Linked DNA regions of Homo sapiens: region 1 is linked to region 2. A link is a loop called in an ENCODE intact Hi-C map of the cell type or tissue named here. Cell type or tissue: psoas muscle. All regions are shown on one strand. Links, peaks and the distances in the headings refer to the core of each region. The heading gives the core; the rest is flanking DNA. Region 1 overlaps RPTOR (regulatory associated protein of MTOR complex 1). Region 2 overlaps RPTOR (regulatory associated protein of MTOR complex 1).

Evidence for each region. Hi-C counts contacts between places; a loop is a spot of excess contacts. Peaks named below come from ENCODE experiments on the same cell type or tissue, not always from the same donor. Only the 100,000 strongest peaks of a DNase experiment are listed, where the experiment ranks them.
Region 1: it touches region 2 in a loop (2.2-fold over the local background); 10 of 110 quality-filtered maps call a loop at or near these places.

The regions. Positions count from the first base shown.
Region 1 is chr17:80,955,583-80,963,900 of GRCh38, forward strand. It overlaps RPTOR (regulatory associated protein of MTOR complex 1), which reads left to right. Exons shown (of 34, transcript NM_020761.3): 29 at 2,042-2,148; 30 at 4,496-4,623; 31 at 5,812-5,898; 32 at 6,879-6,995; 33 at 7,346-7,475. Among named protein-coding and RNA genes, the nearest start is that of CHMP6, 32 kb to the right of the region's middle. RefSeq lists an enhancer at 3,805-4,322. In psoas muscle, for the core only: CTCF peaks have their summits at 3,422 and 6,075; DNase peaks (open chromatin) are centred at 3,529, 4,239, 6,149, 7,299 and 2 weaker places; H3K27ac peaks cover 4,035 bases.
Region 2 is chr17:80,877,276-80,885,593 of GRCh38, forward strand. It overlaps RPTOR (regulatory associated protein of MTOR complex 1), which reads left to right. Exons shown (of 34, transcript NM_020761.3): 14 at 3,140-3,214; 15 at 6,144-6,209; 16 at 6,506-6,697; 17 at 7,733-7,873. Among named protein-coding and RNA genes, the nearest start is that of CHMP6, 110 kb to the right of the region's middle. RefSeq lists enhancers at 50-99, 1,317-1,916. In psoas muscle, for the core only: no CTCF peak of the experiment used is centred there; a DNase peak (open chromatin) is centred at 3,216.

The sequences.
Region 1 (8,318 bases), core at 192-8,191, 78 kb after region 2:
GTCACGGTTGTAATGTAAGTGGCAGAATAAGAAAAGATATTTGCAGTATCTACGAGTTACAGAATATATATAAAAATATGTGCAACTGTCTGTCGTGAAAAAAAACGGCAAACACCACACATCGATAAGGATTTGGGGACATTGGCTTGTGTGTGTCCTGCCGAGAGTGTAGATGGTCACCCATTTGGGGAATGAAATGGCCTTCCCTGGGGAGATCAGAGTCATGCAGGATACATGACTGGCAGTTCCGTTCTAGGCGCTTCCTTCTCCACCCGCAAGGACACGTGAAGTTGTTGACTGTGACATGGTTCACAAAGCCAGGGGCAGCTCAAATGACGGGGTTAGTTGTACAGTGGAAGGTAACGCAAGATTAAATGAGTTAACCAGAGCTGTGTGTCTTGGGCCAGATAAATCCTCAAAGCCTAACATTAAAGAAGCAAGTTGCTAGAAAATAGGCCCCATTTTGACACTGAAGAGGTTTTTTGAAATGTGGAAGGCATGTTACGTTGTTGATGAGCGTGCGTAAGCAGGAAAACCTCAGCAGCCCCTGGGAGGCGCCCTCAGCCCAAGGGACAGCCCTCCCAGGCAGGCGCAGGGGCAGACGATGCTTTTACTGTGTCTAAAATTATGCTTCTCTATGAAAAAAAAAAAAAAGAGCAAACAATGGTAAAATGTTAGCAAAGTTAGAGCTGAGTGGTGGGTACAAGGATTACTATGGTGTTCCTTTCTGTATCTTAAAATGGTTATCATTACAGTTTTAGAACTGAATCTGGTTTTAAATACAGGCCGTCACGTGAGGTGGGGGTTGCTCTGCTCTGTCTAATCCCCACACAAAGGGCAGCCCTTGCCCCATTCTCTCCGTCCATCCCTTGCTGACGCCAGCCGTCGGGAGTCAGCCCCTTGCTGTCTGAAGGCTGCCGGCCCGTGGCCCATGCCGAGCTCCTGTTTGTCTCAGAAGAACCGGCTTCCTCAAGCTTTGATAGGGCCAAAAGGAGGACCCTCATCTTCAAGCCTTAACAGCCTTCCTAAAGTCACCCAGACCTGCCAGTTCTGCCCAGGCGTCCAGACGGCAGGCATCTTAGACGTCGCTGCAAGGGTCTGCTCCAGATGGTGAGCACCTTAGACAGACGTTGCTGGAAGGCACTGCTCTGAACGGTGGGCACCTAACAGACGTTCCGGGAAGGCACTGCTCCGGATGTTGGGCATCTTAGATGTTCCTGGAAGGCACTGCTCTGGACAGTGGACACCTTAGACAGATGTTCCTGGAAGGCTCTGCTCCGATGTTCCTGGAAGGCTCTGCTCCGAACAGTGGGCACCTTAGACAGACGTTCCTGGAAGGCTCTGCTCCGAACAGTGGACACCTTAGACAGATGTTCCTGGAAGGCTCTGCTCCCTCTAGCGATGCCTGGGGCATAGTCGAGTCAGGGGAAGACTCAGAGTTCCAGCTCAGAATTGTCGCCCCAGCCTGGACTTGGGAGTTCCAGCTCAGAATTGTCACCCCGGCCTGGACTTGGGAGTTCCAGCTTAGAACTGTCACCCCGGCCTGGACTTGGGAGTTCCAGCTTAGAATTGTCACCCCGGCCTGGACTTGGGAGTTCCAGCTTAGAACTGTCACCCCGGCCTGGACTTGGGAGTTCCAGCTTAGAATTGTCACCCCGGCCTGGACTTGGGAGTTCCAGCTTAGAACTGTCACCCCGGCCTGGACTTGGGAGTTCCAGCTTAGAATTGTCACCCCGGCCTGGACTTGGGAGTTCCAGCTTAGAACTGTCACCCCAGCCTGGACTTGGGAGTTCCAGCTCAGAATTGTCATCCCGGCCCGGACTTGGGAGTTCCAGCTCAGAATTGTCACCCCAGCCTGGACGTGGGGCACACCAGGGTCCCTAGCGGGAGCTCATATGAGGCATATGGACCCACCAGATGGGCTCGATGGTGGCAGGGGTACCTTGTAGCTGCTGGCCAAATTGCTGCCCAGAGCAGGCCCCAAAGCCTGCCCAAGGCAAGGGCCCATGGGGTGATGCCATGTCCCACTGTATCTCTCCAGGAGCTGGGATGGTGGTGGACTGGGAGCAGGAGACCGGCCTCCTCATGAGCTCAGGAGACGTGCGGATCGTCCGGATCTGGGACACAGACCGTGAGATGAAGGTGCAGGTAACCATGCAGGTGTCCCCCAAGCCCTGGGCCTGTGGGGCAGTGTGTGCAGGGCTGGTCCTCGTCACAGAACCCAGCAAAGTGTGCGGTGAGGCCTGGCCATCCCAGGGGTGGAGTCAGGGCCTGGGAGGACAGTGCCGGGACAATGCTGGGAGGAGACGTGGGCTCCCTGAGGCCTCTGGATGAAGGTGAACTGCAACACCCAGCCCTGCGCTGCAGTATGGCTCAGGCTGCGCCAGCTCTGAGTGTTTGCAAGTAGTGTCTTCTCTCTGCAAATTAAGGAATGTCAGAAATCAGTAGGGTGACCAATTGTAAATTAGAATGATTAATTATTTGGAGGCGTTTTTTTTTTTCTTTTGAGATGGGGTCTCACTCTGTCACCCTGCGTCACCCAGGCTGGAGTGCAGTCGTGCAATCACAGCTCACTGCAGCCTCAACCTCCTGGTCCAAGTGATCCTCCCACCTCACCCCCCCCCCCCACCACCAAGTAGCTGGGACTACAGGCATGCACCCACACGCCTGGCTAATTTTTTTAACTTTTTGTAGAAACAGGGGTCTCAGTATTTGCCCAAGCTGGTCTCGAATTCCTGGCTCCGGCAATCTTCCTGCCTTGGCCTCCCAAAGCACTGGGATTATAGGTGTGAGCCGCTACAGAAGACAGAAGATTTTTGTTTCTTTTTTTTTTTTTTTTTTTTTTTGAGACAGAGTCTTGCCTTGTCGCCCAGGCTGGAGTGCAGTGGCGCGATCTCGGCTCACTGCAAGCTCCGCCTCCTGGGTTCATGCCATTCTTCTGCCTCAGCCTCCCGAGTAGCTGGGACTACAAGCGCCCACCACCACGCCCAGCTAATTTTTTTTTTGTATTTTTAGTGGAGACGGCGTTTCACGTGTTAGCCAGAATGGTCTCTATCTCCTGACCTCGTGATCCGCCCACCTCAGCCTCCCAAAGTGCTGGGATTACAGGCGTGAGCCACTGCGCCCGGCCAGAAGCCTCTTTGCTTCTTAAAGCATCTGCTATTTTCAGTTTTGACAAAAAGCGGAGTACATTGGTTTTGCCCAAGACAGCCTGGAAAAGTGGTAGAGACCTAAGCAGGCCGCGCTCAGCAGAAATCTAACTGCATTGACTTCATTTGGAGCAGAGGCGAGACCACAGATACTGTGAGGGGCAGCGCCTGAGGTGGCTTTAGAGCCAGTATTCCCTTCCTCTGGGTCCCCAGGGAGAGGTGTGGCACAGAGGCCATACCCAGCCTCTCTCCCGGGCAGGCCATCTGGTGTCAGGAGGGATGGCTCAGCCCTGCTGCCGTAGAGGGCGGTGTGGAGCAGGCCCAGCAGAGGGGAGGCCTGGGCACCCTCAGCTGCTCGAAGCTGCTGTGGTTGCTCTGGGCAGCAGCAGCCCGAGAACCTGGCCCAGGCCTTCCCGTGTGGGCAGCCTCCCCTCTGACGTGACCGTGGATCCCTCGAGGCACCAGCAGCTTTCATGGCACCTTCTTTGGGGTGGGGGGGTCTTGCACCTGTCTGGAGCTGTGGCTCCACACGAGACGTAGCCCTCAGGGCACAGCGTGGACACCCTGATCCTCAGGGTCTGGTCACCAGTGGGGGCTTAGAGGCCCAGGTGGCCTGCGGGGCAGGTGCTGTTCCTGCAGAGGTGGGTGGAGGCACAGAGCGCAGCAGGTGCTCCCAGAGCCGGCTCTGCCCCTCGCAGGGGTCTGGCCCCATCATCCCCACGCCTGTGTTTCCTCCTGGAGTGCACAACCCAGCACCGCCCATCGTGCGTGGAAAGCGCTCTCCCTCTCGTGGCCCTTTTCCTCCTGCGTCCCTGGCAGGTGCCATCGCCCCCGCCCCCGCTTCTCCAGCACTTAGAGCCCCCGAGGGAGCCAGATGACCCCTCCTGGACTCGTCCCATAGCTCATTAGAAGTTCTGAGACGCAGCCAGTGAGGAGTCCTTGCCAAAATGTGCTTTGCTTTCCTTTTTAGGAAACAGAGAGAGGTTGGAAGTTTAATTGGCACTGACAGCCAGTCCTTCCCAGAGGCGTTTGCAGGCCTCCGCTCGGGGTGGGGCTGGCCTCTGCCTCACTGGCTGGGTCCCAGGCGCCTCAGGGCCTCAGGGCTGTCCCTCCAGGGCCAAGGGATAAGGGCGTGACTCATTGTCCTGCCAGCCCCTGCCTCTCCCTGGGACTCCTGGGCTCCCCAGGCCTTTGATGCTTCCCTGGATAGAGAGAAAGGCCCCTGCAGCCAGGGAGGGTGATCCCCACAGCCAGGCAGGCAGCAAGAGGGGTCCTGGCGCTGCAGGACAGCAGGGAGGGTGGCTCGGTGCCCCGGTCTTCACCGGGCTGCCTGTGTTTGGCTCTAGGACATCCCTACGGGCGCAGACAGCTGTGTGACGAGTCTGTCCTGTGATTCCCACCGCTCACTCATCGTGGCTGGCCTCGGTGACGGCTCCATCCGCGTCTACGACAGAAGGATGGCACTCAGCGAATGGTACCTTGACCCTGTCCTCTCCCTCCCCGAGTGCTGGCAGGGTACCTTCCAGGTGGTAGGGCCGTGTCACTGCCATTTGGTTGGGTCCAGGTTTCTCAGTGAGATGCAAAGCTTCCCCAGGAGCCTGCAGTGGCGTATTTAGGCCAGTCCTGGGCTCCCCAAAGCCGCCAGGCCCGTCCCACTGAGGCCCATCCCACAAAGGTCTGCCCCACAGAGGTCCACCCCACAGCCTATGGAGGAGCACAGGGGACAGGCCATGTGGGATGAGCCAGTGGACTGGAGGCAGAGGCTGTCGGGGTGAGGCAGGGCCGCAGCCAGGCACCTGCCACCTCTGAGCTCACCTGAACAGAATACTGCCACTGCCTGCCACCTCCTGGGTCATGCAGCAAGTGTCTGGGGAGGGATGTCTGAGGGCACACACGTGGGCACAGCAGCCCTGGGCACTGCCTCCACTGAGCACCCCTGTGGGCAGGTGCTGTCCGCGTCTGGCAGAGGACAGGGTACACGCATGGGCACAGCAGCCCTGGGCACTGCCTCCACTGAGCACCCCTGTGGGCAGGTGCTGTCCATGTCTGGCAGGGGACAGGGCACACGCGTGGGCACAGCAGCCCCGGGCACTGCCTCTGCTGAGCACCCCCGTGGGCAGGTGCTGTCCGGGCCTAGCAGGGGACAGTCCGTCTTGGCCCACACGGCTCATGCAGCAGAAGTAAATTTCACCCAGCACAGAGCGAGGATTCCCAGAAGGTCCTTGTGCCTCCAGCTTCATCAGCTTTAGGTCTGGGATTCTCATTCCTGACCCTCCAGTCTGCACAGATCGGGGAGACACAATGAGGAGTTTTGAGGGAAGCAAAGCAAAGGGTGGGCAGGGCCTGGGAGCGCTGCGATGGCCGCCTGGCCCCCGTCTCTGGGCAGCTTCCATGTGGCTCAGACAGTCCTCCAGCGGCCTGACGGTGACCTAGGGCCCAGCCCTGAGCCAGCCTGGGGAGGACACAGGGGGTCTCTGCTGGAGCAGGTCACCTGGAGGGGGCTCTGACCCTGCGTGAGCACTAGCCCCTCGTGGGGAGCGGACGGGCGAGGGCCTGCGGACCCGCTGGCACAGGCAGACCTGGGCAGCTCCCGGTGAGAGCCCCGAAGGGTGGGGACGTCCTTCAGGGAAGCCCCACGCTGAGCGTGCCCCCTCCCCTACAGCCGCGTCATGACGTACCGGGAGCACACAGCCTGGGTGGTGAAGGCCTCCCTGCAGAAGCGTCCCGACGGCCACATCGTGAGTGTGAGGTGAGGAGCGCCGATATTTAGCAGCCGTTCTGCTGTAAAAACATTATTTTCCCCTCCATTTAAAATACGTCCTTGGTATTTAAACAGCTGGAAGGGGATGGCATTTCGGGCAGTAATTAACTCCTGCCCTGGAACTGGCCAGAAAGATCAGGCGCAGCCCGTAGGGGCCCAGGGGCCACAGCTGCTCCCCTGCTGGGGGACACCTGACCTGCAGGCGCTTTGGGAACTTTCCTGGGCTGCCAACTGCGGAGGGTTCCGGGGGGAGTTGGGCAGCTGCTCTCCCTCCACGGGCAGGGGTGGCAGGGTGGCAGGGGCGGCGCGTCTGCCAGGCACGTGGCAGTTGTCTGCACATAAATTCAGTTCTGCCTCTTGGTAAATACAGCACCAAGAGCAGGGAATATTTATTTGCCTATTAAAGGAAGAGCAAGATGTAATTTATGAATGCAAAGCCAGCATTTCTTCAAAGAGATGCTCTTTTCCCCCTTGTTTGTGATATAAAAACCAAACATAACTCTTGGGATGGACGCCTGCTGGGGGTGGAAGGCAGGAGCCACGGGGCCTCAAAAGGGCCAGGCCATCCCTCTCTCGGGCCACAGCCTGCCATCCAGGCTCTGTCTCCCGGGACTGCAGGCCCCGGTTGCATGAAATCTAATCTCTAGCTGGAAATGAAACCAGGAGCTCACAGCCTCCTCCCGCATCTGTGCTCATGGTCATTTCTCTAGGCCAGAAAGCTCCGCGCCTTTTCTGGCTCTGAGAGAGCTTGTGGGGGACAGCCTTGGCCCTGAGACCAGTATGGGTGCATGTCTGGGCCCCACCTGGGCAGCCCTCACTGGGGACGCTGAGCATCCAGGCAGCTTTTTCCTTGAGCAGTGTGTGTGCAAACAGGTGTGCGACCCCACACACCTGGTTCCACCGTCCCCCTGGCCAGGCCCCTCATGGGGCCTCCGGGAGGAGGTGTCACTGTGACCCTCTCTTGGCAGCGTCAATGGAGATGTGCGCATCTTTGATCCCCGGATGCCTGAGTCGGTAAATGTGCTTCAGATCGTGAAGGGGCTGACGGCCCTGGACATCCACCCCCAGGCGGACCTGATCGCATGGTAGGCGCCACCCACCTCCCTGGCCTGCACCGCTCACCCGCCTCGGGCCTCTGTGCAAACGGGAGGCTCTTGTGTTCCTGCCCCCAGGAGCTGAAGGAGGGCAGGGGAGGATTTCACTGCTGTGGGGACATAAAAACAAAAGATGTCTGCCCACCACATCCTCCCAGGATAAACTCTCAGGGCCCTGCCAGGCCCGAGTCCTCAGTGAGAGTGACCAGAGGGTCACACCTGCCCCGAGCCAGCCTGTCCCCGTGGTCTAGCCGGCCTGTCCCCGCGGTCTCGGCATCTGCGCCCATCTTCCATCCTCAAAGAAGAGGGCAGTGATGCCGGGACCCTTTCTCTCCCCACAGTGGCTCCGTCAATCAGTTCACCGCCATCTACAACAGCAGCGGAGAGCTCATCAACAACATCAAGTACTACGACGGCTTCATGGGCCAGCGGGTCGGCGCCATCAGCTGCCTGGCCTTCCACCCGCACTGGGTCAGTGTGGCGGTGGGTGGGGGTCGGGGGTCGGGGGCTGGGGTAGAGGGATGGGAGGCAAGGGGACAAGGCAGCAGGGGTCCTGCCTGGCTACCCCACACCACAGTGGGGCCCATTGGCTGCCTGAGGGAGGGACTTGCCTGGGTCCCAGGATCTCTAGGGCCCCTGCCCCACCCTGCACTCGCCCCGGAAGCAGAGCCCCAGTCCCGTCACTCCGGGAGGAATTGACACACAGTGGCTGGGGCAAAGCTCCTGCCCTCAGACCCTGCACTAAAGCCATCCCTGGGGACCTCCAGGAGAGTCGCTCGGGGTGTCCATCCCTGTGCGGCCCTCACCCCGTCCCCTGTGCGGCCCTCACCCCGTCCCCTCTGCGGCCCTCACCCCGTCCCCTCTGCGGCCCTCACCCCGTCCCCTGTGCGGCCCTCACCCCGTCCCCTGTGCGGCCCTCACCCCGTCCCCTCTGCGGCCCTCACCCCGTCCCCTCTGCGGCCCTCACCCCGTCCCCTGTGCGGCCCTCACCCCGTCCCCTGTGCGGCCCTCACCCCGTCCCCTCTGCGGCCCTCACCCCGTCCCCTCTGCGTCCCTCACCCCGTCCCCTCTGCGTCCCTCACCCCGTCCCCTGTGCGGCCCTCACCCCGTCCCCTGTGCGGCCCTCACCCCGTCCCCTCTGCGGCCCTCACCCCGTCCCCTCTGCGGCCCTCACCCCGTCCCCTCTGCGGCCCTCACCCCGTCCCCTCTGCGGCCCTCACCCCGTCCGCTGTGCGGCCGAGTCCTCACCCTGTCCCCTGTGCGGCCGGGCCCCACCTGCACGGCTCTCTGGCCTTGGTTGCAGCCTCCCCACGT
Region 2 (8,318 bases), core at 60-8,059:
CCTGCGGGGAGGGTGGGGGCGGTTTGAGTTAGTGAAAATGTGTGTATTAAACAGATATGTAAATGACCCCTGCCGAGCGCTGAAAATGAAGGTATGAAAAGGCATCATCATCCGTGGTTCCCACCTGGCATAATGACCGTATCAGAACAGACATCTGGTAGTATACACCACATAGTTGCCAGACTCCGATACCAAGGGCACATCTAAGTTCTCCCACCCTGATTTGCATGCCTCAAATTCAGAATTAGTGAGATTTGAGTCAGTGATGCTTCATTACACTCTCGTGAGACATGTTTGAGGAGCTTCACCGTGAATGTGTGGGCTTCGATTTGACTTGTGGAACCTGTGGTTAAAACAAAGGAAGGTGCCTTCATTCTCAGAACCCAGTGCTTTTTCTGTTGCCCTGGCCCTCTGGGCTGAGTCTTTACGTGGACGGCGGTCGATGCATCTCAGTTTATTTGTCAAAACCTTCAGCTAAAGCCAGTTGTTGCTTGAAAACTGCCTGCTTAATTGGCCTCCTCAGCTCGGGGGAGCAGCTTGCAATCTGAGGCCGGCGCCTGGCTCCCTGACCACCCGCTCCCCATCGTGCTCAGCTCTCATTCCAGCAGCCCAGCCCATAACCCGCCTCATCAGTGTATTGATGTGAGGCAGAAACACCTCATTGTAAGAGCACCCCTGAGAAATGGCGGGGTTAGGGGCTTCTGGGCTGCATAACCAGCAGATTCCCTCTGCAAAACTGCTCCTGCCTCAGTGGGAAAGGGCCAGCTGTGCAGGGCTGCACTGGAGAGCCGTTCTCTTCTTGATCCTCAGGCATCCAGTTCTTAAAATTCCGGCCCTCTGTCCTTGCATGGCCTTCGTCCTCTGGAAAGGAGCATGCTGGGAGCTGGCAGAACGCACGCCTCACTCTGTCGATGCAGTGTCTGTCACTGCTCAGTTTCTAGGTATTGATCCTAGAAACCCATGCTCTGTGGGTCCCTCTCCAAGAAACACAGCATCCATGATTTGTACATCGCACTGCAGTTTCAGACTGCTTTCACATGCGTGGTTTCATCTCTGACTCCACGACCTGAGCACAGATTTTTTTTTTTTGAGACGTAGTCTTGCTCTGTCGCCCAGGCTGGAATGCAGTGGTGCGATCTCAGCTCACTACAGCCTCCGCCTCCCAGGTTCCAGCGATTCTCCTGCCTCAGCCTCCCGAGTAGCTGGGACTACAGGCACGCACCACCACACCCTGCTAATTTTTGTATTTTTTAGTAGAGACAGGATTTCACCATATTGGCCAGGCTGGTCTCGAACTCCTGACCTTGTGACCCGCCTGTCTCAGCCTCCCAAAGTGCTGGGATTATAGGCATGAGCCACCACGCCCAGCTGAGCACAGATTTTTAAAACTTTACCTGGGTCCCTGACTAGTAAGAGGGAGAACCTGGACTTGAAACTTAGTTTTGTTTCAAATCTTGCCCCTTTTCCTCGGGTTTTGGGCAAATACTTCCCGAAGTATTATCGTTACCCCTGAATATCCAAGGCAGGATCATTTTATTCCCTTCCAGAGCCAGCACTTGCAGAAGTGTCCCCAAGTTAGGCAGCCTGGTGTGGCTTCCGGTAACACTGCCAGCCTCAGAGCCGGCCTGTTTCCTCCAGGACGCCCACAGGACCCTCGGAAGCCCCTTCCTCTAGGGGCCCGTCCCTCCTCCTTCCCCAGGCCCCGTCCCCCGCCTTGCCCTCTGAAAGTGGTCTTCAGCACCACCCGATAAGCGGTGACTTCTCATCTTAGAAGCCTGGCTTGGGTCAGGTTCTGCGTTTCGGCTGTGCGCGCCCCGGAGCAGCCCTGCTTGTGTCTCATCATCGATGCCTCAGCTGCAGTGTGCCCCACTGTAACCCCTCCGGGATGAAAACGCAACCCACCTCTTCAGTGGGCAGCCCTCCACTTGGATCCTCGCATCCCTGGCATCATCTCCGTCCTCTGTCCTTGCTGACCCAGCTCCAACCCAGCCTGTCTGACCCGTAGCCCACCTGCCATGTCCTTCCCGGCTGCAGCTCCTGCTGGGCTCTGCAGCCCCTCCTGCCCAACGCCACCTGCCCCCGCCTGCCCTGCTCCTGCTTGCCCTTCCCCTGCCCCTGCCCCCGCCTGCCCTGCCCCCACCTGCCCTGCCCCTTTCTCCTCCCACTCCCACATCCCGGGCCTGGACCTGCCATTTCCTAGCAGCAGGAGTCTTTTCCCTCGATCCCACCCTTCCCCTTCTTCCCTCACTGCCCTGGACAGTTCTGTCTGCTCATCAGCGTAAAGAGGTCTCCAAAAAGTACAAGACCCTCCCTCTCCCCGCTTTCCAAGCACCCTATGGTGCCTCTCGCTGCTCCTTCAGGAACTGTGAGCAGGGCACAAATACCTAGTGCTCAGCACCCAGTAGGCCCTCACGACTGTGCCGAGCCATGGCCGTGTGGCTGTGATTGTGCTGACAGCACACAGTAGGTCCTCACGACTGAGGCGAGTCATGGCCACGTGACTGTGAATGTGTAGACAGGCACAGAATGGCCTGAAGCGTGGGAAGGTCGCCTGCCTGGCAGCAGCTTTAGCACCAGGAAACCTCCCACCTTGGGGCTGCCCCTGAGGGTGAACAAGTGGGGCCAGTGGGAAGCACCTGCTCAAGTGGGACTGTGCACACAAATCACTGGGAATTACTGCCTCACACACGATTGGTTTTCAGCATTTTGTAAGTCCAAGCAAACCCCCAAGAAAAGCTTGAGCGGGACCGGGTCTGCACCAACAGGCTGGTTCTGAGTGAGTGCTGGATGGATGTGCTCCAGTGTGGAGGGCAGAGGGAGGGAGCGGGACCCCTGGAGAGGAGCGGGGTGCAGGCAGGGGCTGCAGGGCACTCCCCAGCAGGTGCCCGGACGTTGTGAAAGAAAACGTCTGGGAGCTGCTTTCCTCTGGGCGTTCGTGGGATCCCTCCCCTTCTTAGCCAAGGAAAGCATGTCTGCAGGCACCGGCTGCAGCTGTTTTTCAAATGAAAACTGGGCTTGAAAGGAGGAAATAATTGAGGTATAAGAAGTCCCTGCCCTTATTCGTTCACGCACCATGAGAAGCTTGTGGCATCTGCGGGACACTGCACTCACTGCCTCTCCTCTGTCTCTTTCTGTCCAGTCGTGCCAAGCGGACCTCGTGAAGGACAACGGCCACAAGTACTTCCTGTCGGTCCTGGCGGACCCCTACATGCCAGTAAGGACGGGGCAGCACGCTCTCCACGGGCTTGGGACTCAGCACTCGCCTCTGCCCACACGCTGCACTGCGGTGGGGCCTTTTGACGGGGGCTACAGGAGAAAGGTCAAGGGTCACAGCAGGGGCCACGTCCACGGGGTCAGCAACTGCTTCACGTTAGACATGGCCCTTTGCTTACTACCATGAGCGCAGCTGTTATTTCGTGTCTGTCTCTAAACAAGAGCTCAGTTAACCCGGACACATGGGTGGTTTTAGTTTATTTTAGTCTCTTTTCACTGGGACTTCTTTGCAAAATAGTCAAATCCACTCTCCCTGCTGTCCGCCGCGTTAGACTAGTGAGCGCCGCACGTCTGTAATATGAGAGTTCAGGCGCCTGGGAAGGTCTTGGAGCACAAGAAGATATCGAAGCACCCCATTTCAGGAAGGAAGGGAGAGAGGAAAGGAAGGAAAGAAGGTTGTTTGAAAGTTTAAATTTTCAGTATACTTTATTGTATTAAATTGTTTGAAAATTAGTAATCCATGAATAGGGTGTATAGTTATTCTATAAATGTTTCATAATGTTTTAATTTCTAACTCCCAGCTTAGTAATGAGAACAAAATAGATATATCCTAAATAATTCTTTAACATAACTTAATATTGCCAGAATATTTAAACATATTAGCTAGTTTACACAGTGTTCGGTGGCTTTGCTGTATAAAGGAACTTTTGTATGTAATTTCACCCCCTAGTTGGTTTTCTAAGCTAAAGGATTTTTTAAAACACAAAACAAACAGGACTATTTTCCAAAAGGTAAACAGTATGTGCACTTTGTGTTGTATTGAAACATCACAGGCAGTTAAAGTTGATACTTTGTATCAGTTTTGGAAACCATCACTTCCCATTCTTAAGAATAAGGAAGAAAGCAAATCCCACATGAAGAAGTGAGGAAGAATGCTCACTGGCGACTTGGGCGCGAGGGTGAGCTAAGCTCACATGAACGGCCCCACCTCAGCCACGAGCCTGCGGAAGTTTTGAGGACACAGCCAGGTTTGAAAGAATGAAAAGGAGGCTGGGTATGGTGGCTCACACCTGTAATCCCAGCGCTTTGGGAGGCCAAGGCTGACAGACTGCTTGAGCTCGGGAGTTCGAGACCAGCCTGGGCGACATGGTGAAACCCCGTTTCTACCAAAAATACAAAAAAATTTGTCTGGCGTTGTGGCACACGCCTGTGGTCTCAGCTACTCAGGAGGCTGCAGTGGGAGGATCGCCTGAGCCCGGGGAAGTCAAGGCTGCAATGAGCTGTGACTGTACAACTGCACTCCAGCCTGAGCAACAGAGTGAGACCCCGTCTCCACTCAATAAATAAATAATATAAATATTCTTAAATGACTGACTAGAAAGAATTTGCTATGATTCTGTCAAACCATCAACCATTGTTTTGTTTCTTCAGTGCTTTGTGCCTGTTATGAGAAAACATTCAGTGCTTCCTACTCATCCTCAGAAACGATTGATTTTTCTAAACTCATAAGCAGATCTGAAAAAACAAATTGAAGCTGTGAAAAAGAAAAGACATGCACTGTTATTGAAAACTCTGGAGATGAATTAAATCACAGAACAGACAGCCAAGAAGAGAATTCATGAAGGAGCCACCTGGAGCGCCGTCCATGAAGCTAAGCGAGAAGATATGAAAGCCGGGCTAAGAGCCGGGCTGGGAACGTTCACCATGTAGCCAGCATGGTTCAGAATGAGAGGAGAATAAGTAGAGAAGCAGTTTTTGATTAGATAGTGGCTGAGAATTTTCCAGATTTGAAGAAAGGAGAGTTCCGATTTTAAAAGCAGGATGAATCCTGAGAAGGTTAAAGAGAAACAAATTCGTACATAGACGCATCATAATGAAAACAGCAAATATCGAAGGCATAAAGACAAACCTTAAAAGTCCCCAGAACAAACGTTATTAGCAAAGGAGGAGACAGCACCGGCCCCAACAGCAGACCTCTCATCAGCAGCGGCTCTCGGCCGGGGACAGGGGAGCCCTCGGCGTGCGAGGAAAGCGACCACGGTCGGGTCACCTGCACCCAGCTCAGTCACCACTCAGGAATGGGGGTGTAGTAAGCAGCGTTCAGACACCAACAGTTTACTCCTTCCGAACCCCACAGACCATGGCTAGAAAGACCACATGTCAGCGAGGAGGAAACGGAACCAGGAGGGGAAAGCAAGATGCAGGACACGGCAAAAAGCCAAGAAGTTGGCACACGTGTTGGCACATCTATAGATTTGTAAAAATGAAGAATACTCATGGCGAATTGGAGGGTTAAACAAGAGGAGGACTCAGGTACCCTGGGAGCCCTGCAATAATCCAAGGAGCCCTGCAATAATCCAAGAGGCGCGTAGGACACTAGACCGCGCGACGTGTGTGTAAAAAACTAAGGCACCGCTAAAAAGTTACAAATAGACTCTGGTTTCCAGGTCAGCGGAGGCACAGAGGAAAGGACAGAATGAAAATGAGTCACAGTAGAGCAGAAAGGAGAAACCAGTGAAACCTAGAGCGCTGCCTCCATGCCTTTTGCTGCCAAAGCCCCTGATTGCAGGACCGTGTGCTCACAGAGTGCTGGGCAGGCTGGGGAGGTGAGGTCCGGGTGCTTCATACCGACAGCCACGGCTGGCCTGTGACAGAGGAGGCATCCACCAGGTCTGTGCCCGTCTTGCAGTGTTAGGGCTTCCAAGGAGCAGTCTGTTCACTCCGGGAGGCGAGCCTGGAGCTCTAAGGCCTTTGAAAACAGCTGTTCTTTTTTGTAGAGTCCACGTAAAATCCAGGAGTAAAGCTGGCTCTCGTTACTTTAATTATGCGCCACGCGTGTCATGAAGATTCCGAAAGGATCACGCTGTTGTACTTTGGGAATGAGAGTTTCCACTGAGGGGAGACGACCAGGACTGGTTTTTGTTTTCCAGGCTGAACACCGGACCATGACGGCTTTCATTCTCGCCGTGATCGTCAACAGCTATCACACGGGGCAGGTGAGCCCCCCAGCCACCCCCAGCCCCAGAGCTCACCCTTGGCATTGCAGAGGAGCTGGGCCCACTGTGAAACGTGGTGCCACATGGGGGACAGGGGGTGTCCAGCAGAGGCTCTGACCCTTCATCTAGCCAGCCATTTGCAGGCTGAATATGAATCAGAGGAATCTAAAATGGGGAAAATTGAGCAAATCAAGGCTTCCCAAGAATGGGTGGCCACCGTTGTCCCGTGCAGGTACCCACCACGTGCCTGCCATTGGCAGGCAGAGGCCAACCTGTCTGTGGTCCCGCCTCTGCAGGAAGCCTGCCTTCAGGGAAACCTCATTGCCATCTGCCTGGAGCAGCTCAACGACCCGCACCCCTTGCTGCGCCAGTGGGTGGCCATCTGCCTCGGCAGGATCTGGCAGAACTTCGACTCGGCGAGGTGGTGCGGCGTGAGGGACAGCGCTCATGAGAAGCTCTACAGCCTCCTCTCCGACCCCATTCCCGAGGTGAGTCAGGCGGGGGCTCAGAGTCCAGTCCTCCTGGCTGCCGACTGCGGGGGTAAGGCAGAGGTCTGCTCGCGTGCGGGTGTGGCCGGCCACGTGTCCAGGAACTTCAGGGGCTGCACGCTAATAAGAGTAGGACAGTGGGACCTTGGTGAGAAGAGAACCACACCACTGGGGATTTTGCACCCAGGCCCAGAGTGCGCTCCCGGGGACAGTGGCACAGCTGCAAGCGGGGGTCCCAGAGGGAACCTCAGAGGCAGGGGTCACGTGCTCGCTGTCCGGGTGCCGCTCTGCGTCCTCACTGTGGCCTGCAAGGCAGGGACCACTAGATCTCCACTTTACGGGCAAGGAGTCAGGCCAGTGGCTCGTGCCTGGTGCAGCTGGGAAAGGTGCGGGGCACTGCCCACAGAGTGGCCGCGGGCTGGAACTCTGGGAGTTTCATGCACCATTGCCTTCACTCTTCCCACCGGCCTGTGCAGTGCACAGGGTGTTGCTCATTTTTAGAGCTGAGGAAGCAGACTCAGGGACAGTGACTTCTCCCCAGGACCACATGGTGTCAGAGGCAAGGGCTAAGCCAGGGTCCCCGGACCCCAGGGCCAGCACAGTGTCGCTCCCCTGGCTGAGCCCTGTGTGCTCAGTGCACTTCAGGGCCCCCATGCCCCTCTGCGTCCAGGAGTGCCTGCGCCCTCCCCTCTTTCCACCCTCCCACGCTCTGTGGCCCATCCCAGCCCCCTCGTCTAACTCCTGCCTCGTTCATCAGCACATTCCCTGGTGCCTGGTTTGGTGTTTCAGTTCCCGGGGCAATGCAGCTCCCGCCTCTGCAGTCTGAGCTGCCCCTGGAGCTGGGCGGCTGCCCCTGCTGCTCCCCACCTCCTTCCCCGTTGCCACTCTGATAGTGCGAGGAGAGCCTTGGGCCTGGAGAGCTGTTGAGCAAGCGCCTGTGGGGTTGGATTCACCTGCACACACAGCCCTGGCAGAAAGGCAGGCTGCAGCATGGCCCGGTGTGGGACATGCCTGTGACCCCCCGCCGCCTTGCAGGTCCGCTGCGCAGCGGTCTTCGCCCTTGGCACGTTCGTGGGCAACTCTGCAGAGAGGACGGACCACTCCACCACCATCGACCACAACGTGGCCATGATGCTGGCCCAGCTGGTCAGCGACGGGAGCCCCATGGTCCGGAAGGTGCGTGAACCCCCAGCCCGGCAGCAGCAGGGCACCCAGGCTGGACCCCGTGACACCTGGGGCCAAGCCCGCATGGCCCTGACCACAGCAGGGAGCACTCAGTTTCCACTGCGTGTCATTGCGAGAGCAGATCTTTACATGTTTCATTCTCTTCAAGTTGCGTTTCTTTACCAGACACCCATGGGTTTGCTTCATTTAAAGGCATCTAGCAGGCTGCGCCTCCCGGCAGCTTGTGTAGTAGTCTCCTTCCTGCCTGGGAGCAACACACACAGGCACCACTGCGATTCCAAAGAGACGCAGCCACCCACAGATGGCGGGAAGGTTTGTGTGCTGGGTCCCCCCCAACACCCCATGTACGTCAGCGACTGAACAAAACAGTTTTATGTTTTGTTTTGTTTTGTTTTTGTTTTTTTGAGATGGAGTCTCTCTCTGTTGCCCAGGCTGG